Regions from separate parts of the Homo sapiens genome. Here region 2 is linked to region 1. The links are chromatin contacts, found by Hi-C or POLR2A ChIA-PET in ENCODE. All regions are on one chromosome and are shown on one strand. Each heading gives the region's core, a stretch centred on a gene start or an enhancer-like site at or near the end of the contact. The rest is flanking DNA. Distances are from core to core; before and after follow the strand shown. Region 1 overlaps CEP112 (centrosomal protein 112). Region 2 overlaps CEP112 (centrosomal protein 112).

Evidence for each region. A loop is a pair of places that touch in the nucleus more often than their neighbours do. ChIA-PET counts read pairs that join two places held with the same protein, here RNA polymerase II (POLR2A). Pooled maps may share reads with other maps.
Region 2: a loop to region 1 is called in a map of PC-3, with 5 times the contacts of the local background. The contact joins two enhancer-like sites. A Hi-C loop is called at or near these places in 6 of 168 maps with a recorded cell type or tissue (HepG2, MCF 10A, PC-3 and 3 more) and 6 of 50 pooled maps. POLR2A ChIA-PET finds 5 or more read pairs at or near these places in 4 of 52 experiments (CD8-positive, alpha-beta T cell, MCF 10A and activated CD4-positive, alpha-beta T cell).

Annotation. Positions count from the first base shown.
Region 1 is chr17:65,741,314-65,744,178 of GRCh38, reverse strand. CEP112 (centrosomal protein 112) reads left to right here. Exons shown (of 27, transcript NM_001199165.4): 23 at 962-1,111. Among named protein-coding and RNA genes, the nearest start is that of AXIN2, 180 kb to the right of the region's middle. Within about 2 kb of position 1,323, at least 2 of the 41 ENCODE cell types and tissues checked have a DNase peak (open chromatin) inside an H3K27ac peak, as active enhancers do; they include PC-3, where a contact is called at or near this core.
Region 2 is chr17:65,783,855-65,786,888 of GRCh38, reverse strand. The region is part of intron 21 of CEP112 (centrosomal protein 112); the gene reads left to right. Among named protein-coding and RNA genes, the nearest start is that of AXIN2, 220 kb to the right of the region's middle. Within about 2 kb of position 1,573, at least 7 of the 41 ENCODE cell types and tissues checked have a DNase peak (open chromatin) inside an H3K27ac peak, as active enhancers do; they include PC-3, where a contact is called at or near this core.

The sequences.
Region 1 (2,865 bases), core at 74-2,573:
GGTCTGACTGCATGGTTCAAATCCTGCCTGTCTCTTTAGTTGGATGTCATTTTCAACAACGTAAGGTATTTGTCCTCTTTCTGTGCCTCTGTTTCCTCATTTATAAAAGATAGGCAGGCCGGGCACAGTGGCTCACGCCTGTAATCCCAACACTTTGGGATGCCGAGGTGGGTGGATCACCTGAGGTCAGGAGTTCGAGACCAGCCTGATCAACATTATGAAACCCCATCTCTACTAAAAATACAAAAAATTAGCTGGGCATCGTGACGGGCACCTGTAATCCCAGCTACTCGGGAGGCTGAAGCAGGAGAATCACTTGAACCCAGGAAGTGGAGGTCTCAGTGAGCCAAGATCACGCCATTGCACTCCAGCCTGGGCAACAAGAACGAAACTCCATCTCAAAAAAAATTAAAATTAAAAAAAAAAATAAAAGGCAATAATAATACCTGTTTCACAGTAGTAAATGACATAAGAACTTAAAGTGTTAAACACAATACACAAACATTAGTGAATTCCCAAAAATTACTGTATAGAATTAGGTGACTGAAGAATAAACTCTGTTCATTATTTTCTTTGGTTATTACAGTTCAAAGTATTATGAAAAGCAGAATAGCTTTTCTCATTCTAATAAGTATATTTCTCAGTAAAATAAAATCTGACACTTTTCATATTTTTGAGATCACAGATGTTCTTTCTTCTGATGAGTAAATATTGTGGAATGTTAGAGTGGAAACGTCTTCCAAGTATATTTGGTTCAGCAGTTGTTCACCATTCACATTTTTATTAAAGTCTTTTATTGTGTGGTATTTCATGCATTATAGTGTGTGATATGTTAATTGAAAATATTTAATTTGTGGAATAGAGTTTTGTCAAATCCATTCTTTTGTTAAGCATCAATACATATAAAATAGATGCCTCTCCCAGAAGAATTTGAAGTTATAGCATGCTGTTTTCATTTTAGATCATAGCAGAACTTCAGACAACCATTTCCTCTCTGAAAGAAGAGAACAGCCAGCAGCAGCTTGCTGCAGAAAGGCGGCTCCAGGATGTTAGACAAAAGTTTGAAGATGAGAAGAAGCAGCTGATTAGAGATAATGACCAAGCAATCAAGGTAATCTGAAGACTTCAGTAACCAGTGGTACCAGCTGCTTTAATGTAATTAAAAGGAGGGCTGAAATCCCAGCAGTGGGCAGATGAATGCGGGTATCTGGCTTGTTCACACAGCCTGCAGTAATTCCATTCACTGGACTCTACCTTTGATGTATCCAGTGACTCAGGCTGACTTCCCTCTAAGAGATCGCATGCCAGCATAAAAAGTCATTTTTGGCAAGCCCAATCCATTCACATTGAACAAATATTTTAAAAATACTCTGTCCTTTCTCTTGAGAACCACTTTGGAATTGTCTCTTGAAATTAGAATGACTGTTTGAGCCCAGCACTGCTGGCTGTTAAAGTCAGAAGTCAGCTTCCAATTTGCATTCTGTTCTTTGCCCACATCCTTTCATTATGTATTCGCATAATGAGAAATAACCTGTTCGATGCTTGGAATGCCAACCATTTGATGTGCTTTGACACAGTACAGGATAGATGTGTTGCTGCTGAGAAACTAGGTTGTTTCCAAATGACTTCAGAGAATCACACCCTTAATAGCACCAGAAAATTCTCTGGACCCCGATTCTTTCAGTGATAGGCAGTTAGATCTTCAAGTAGTTTTTTCTTGGCTTCATAGCAGTGAATATTATTGTATGTGTCTACATCATACTGGGTTTAATGTGTGAGGATAAGCATCTGGAAACCTTTATAAATAAGGTTTAAAAGAGAACAAAAAATTTTTAAAGAATTCCCAGCAAAAGATTATTTTTCAGCGACTTTAGTTTGACATAACAATACTTAAAGCGTGTGGAGTAATCATACAAAGCAAAGAACAATAAAAGAAAAATTGGGGTTTTACAGCTGCCCTTTCCTGCCTCACCTCTGCATCTTCTTTTTCTATAGCCTGTTGCAGGCAATCTGAGTAACGTTGGGAAGAGTTAGTGTTAATGTCAGTTGCTTTTTATATATTCCCTTTAAGCTGAGACAACACTAGATAGAATAAAAAGCCTTAACAGATGGATAAAACCTTCAAGGCCATTACATCCGGCCTCTTCACTTTACCATTGAGGACTTTTTTTTTTTTAATGACATTTTTCCTATGTATTTCCACCTGCAAGCTTATTTCCCCTACCTGTGTTATAAGACCAAAAAAAAAAGAGAGATTTTTTTTTCATATTCTGGTGGTTTAAAAACATCTTTCAAGTTTTTTTCATTTACAAATGCACAGGAAGTGCCTCCATTGATCTATATAACTGTTTTGCTTCACATAAACTGCATTGCATATTTTGTTTAAATTGTTTTAGTTCTATAAAATTTAAATATTAAGTGCATTTCTGTTTCACTTTATGTCCAAATACCAAGTAGTAGGTAATATCCAAATTTTAAATGAGCAATCAAATCTAAATATAAGCAAAAATGGAAAATATGAATATACTCCTGACAGCATAGTTCTGGTATTGTTTCTTGATGATTAAAAAAATCTTGAAAGAATTATAATTAGTACAGTTGCTCATTTTAAACTAATTCTTACAGTTTTAATTATTTAATTTTTAAATTACTTAATTTTTAAATTATTTAATAATAATTTAGTTATTAATTCTTACAGTTTTATAATATATATAAAAACTATATGTACCATATGTTACCTGAAAAATATTAAAATTACAATATAGGTAAGATATAGCTAAGTTTTGATTCACTCACTTAGATTATACATAAAGTAAATGACATTTCTTTTTTACTAACCTATATTAAAGTTGCTAAGGTAATTGA
Region 2 (3,034 bases), core at 324-2,823, 42 kb before region 1:
CTAAGGCCAGGTGTAGCAGCTTTGCTTATAATCCCAGCACTTAGGGAGACGAAGGCAGGCGGATCACTTGAGCCTAAAAGTTTGAGACCAGCCTGGGCAACATAGTGAGACCTTATCTCTAGTAAAAATAAAAAGGTCGTCGGGTGTGGTGGTGCATGCCTGTGGTCCTAGCCACTCAGGAGGCTGAGGCAGCAGGATAGCTTGAGCCCAGGAGATCAAATCTGCAGTGAGCTGTGATTGCACCACAGCATTCCAGCCCAGGTGACAGAGTGAGACCCTGCCTCAACAACAACAGCAAAAAAAAAAAAAAAAAAAAGAATTGGCTAAAGACAAAACAGCATTTTACAGAGGTGTAAATATCAGTAGCCCATAAATACATGAAGAACTGCTCATATCGTCAGTAACCAAGGAAATGAAAAATAAGACACTAATGAAATGTTATATCTAATAGACTGACAGAAATTAGGAAGTCTGGCAAGAAAAGAAAAGTCATCCCGATCGGAAAGGAAGAAGTAAAATTCTATCCTCCAATGACAAAATCTTGTGTACAGAAAAATTCTCAGGAATCCTACCAAAAAAAAAACCTGTTTGAAAAATAAGAGTTTACCAAGGTTGCAGGATATAAGATCAATATAGAAAAATCAATTGTATTCCAATACCCTAGGAGTAAACAATCTGATAATGAAATTAAGAAAACAAATTCATTTAAAATAGCATGAAATAATTAAATACTTAGGAATAGAATTTAACAAAAGAAGTGCAAAATATGTATCTTGAAAACTACAAAACATCAATGAAAAAATTAAAATCTAAATAAATGAAAAGGCATTCATATTTACAGATCAGAAAACTTAACGTTGTTAAGATGCCAGTATTACCCAAATTGATATACAGATTCAGCACAATCCTACCGAAATCCCAACTGCCTTTTTTAGTATAAATTGACACACTGATCCTGAAATTTATATGGAAATTCAACAAATAGTGCTGGGACAACTAGATATCCATATGCAAAAGAGTAAAGCTCAACCTCTACCTCACAAGATACACATAAAAGGACCTCAAAGTGAATCACAGACCTAAAAATAAATGGTAAAACTATAAAACTTTTAGAAAAAAGCAATATCAGAGAAAAATGCTATGAAACTCTTAGAAGAAAACATGCAAGTAAATTTTCATGACATTTCAGGATTAGGCAAAGAATTCTTAGATATGACACTAAAAGCACAAATGACAAAGGAAAAAATAGATAAACTGAACTTCATCAAAATGAAAAGCTTTAAAGGAAACTTCCAAGAAAGTAAAAGAACAACCCACAGATAGAAGGAAATAATCACAAATCATGTATCAGAACAACAATGAGATACCACTTCATACCCATTAGACTGGATGTAATCAACAAGACAGACGAAAGTTTTGGCAAGGATGTGGAGAAATTAGAACCTTCATACTTTGCTGGTGAGATTGTAAAATGGTGCAGTCATTTTGGAAAATAGTTTGGCAGTTCCTCAAAAAGCTAAACATAGTTACCACATGACTCAGCAATTCAACTCCTAAGTACACACAGGAGAACTGAAAAAATATTTCCCAAAGAAACTTGTACAAGAATGTTTACAGAAGCATTATTCATAGTAGTCAAAAAGTGGAAAAAACTCAAATGTTTGACTGAGGAGTGGATAAACAAAATGTGGTATATCCACACAATGGATTTGACTAGGAAAAGGAATGAAGTACTGATACATTCCACAACATAGATGAACATTGGAAACATGCTAAGTGAAAGAATCTGGTCATGAAAGGTCATATGTTGTATGATTTAAATTACGTGAAATGCCCAGAGTGGAAAAATCCCTAGAGACAGAAAATAGATTAGTGGTTGCCAGTGGCTCAAAGGATGGGAGAATGGGAAGTGACTGTTAATAGGGATGGGTTCTTTTTTTGTTGTTTTTTGTTTTTTTGAGGTGATGAAAATATTCTAGAATTTTGTCGTGGTGATAAATGTACAGATCTATGAATATACTAAAAACCACTGAATGGTGCAGTTTTAAATTATGAACTTTATGATATGTGAATTATATCTTACTACAGCTGTTATTAAAAATAGAAAATCTGGCTGGGTATGGTGGCTCACTCTGCAATCCCAGCACTTTAGGAGGCCGAGGCAGGCGGATCATGAGGTCAGGAGTTCAAGACCAGCCTGGTCAATATGGTGAAACCCCGTCTCTACTAAAAATACAAAAATTTGCCAGGCATGGTGGCATGCGCCCATAGTCCCAGCTACTCAGGAGGCTAAGGCAGGAGAATGGCGTGAACCCGGGAGGCAGAGGTTGCAGCCAGCCAAGATCACACCACTGCACTCCAGCCTGGGCGACAGAGTGAGGTTCCGTCTCAAACAAAAAGAAAAAGTAGCAGAGCACCCCAGTCTTGGGGACATGCCAGGAAGAAAATTGCTTCCCCAGTAAAGAAGCTGAGGCAAATAGTTCTTTTGGGTTTAAAGTGGAAAGATGAATAAGAAAGAGTAACCAGAATCTACTGTAAAAGACTGTTTTGGTAGGTGTCTTTTCTAACAGTCTGACCCTGCAAGTTTATAAGCTCAGCTGTAGTAAAGTCACTTCTGTTATATCTTGTTTCCACTTTAGACCATGCAAAAATGCAGCCATGCCTTAGACCTAACATTACTCGCCTAGTTCACCTCCAGGATTTCAGTCTACCAAATTCTCCTTTTGATCGCTCTTGCCTTGCATTTTATTTTTCCCATTTTCTCACGCATAAAGAACCTAGTGTTTGTCTTCATTCCAGTGCTGACTCACTACTCTCTGATCCATTGCCATCTTGCACTTGCATCACTCCTACATTGCTAAACCTCAGTCCTATTTAATCTTTATTGTCCACTTTATCTACATGTTATAAAATAATACCCAGGAAAGTTAAATGATTTGCCCATGGTCACACCACCCAGGTTGGTTTAACTTCATAGCCCATGCTGTTAACCACATGCTTTACTGCTTACCACCTGGCAACAGTTGAAATAGTC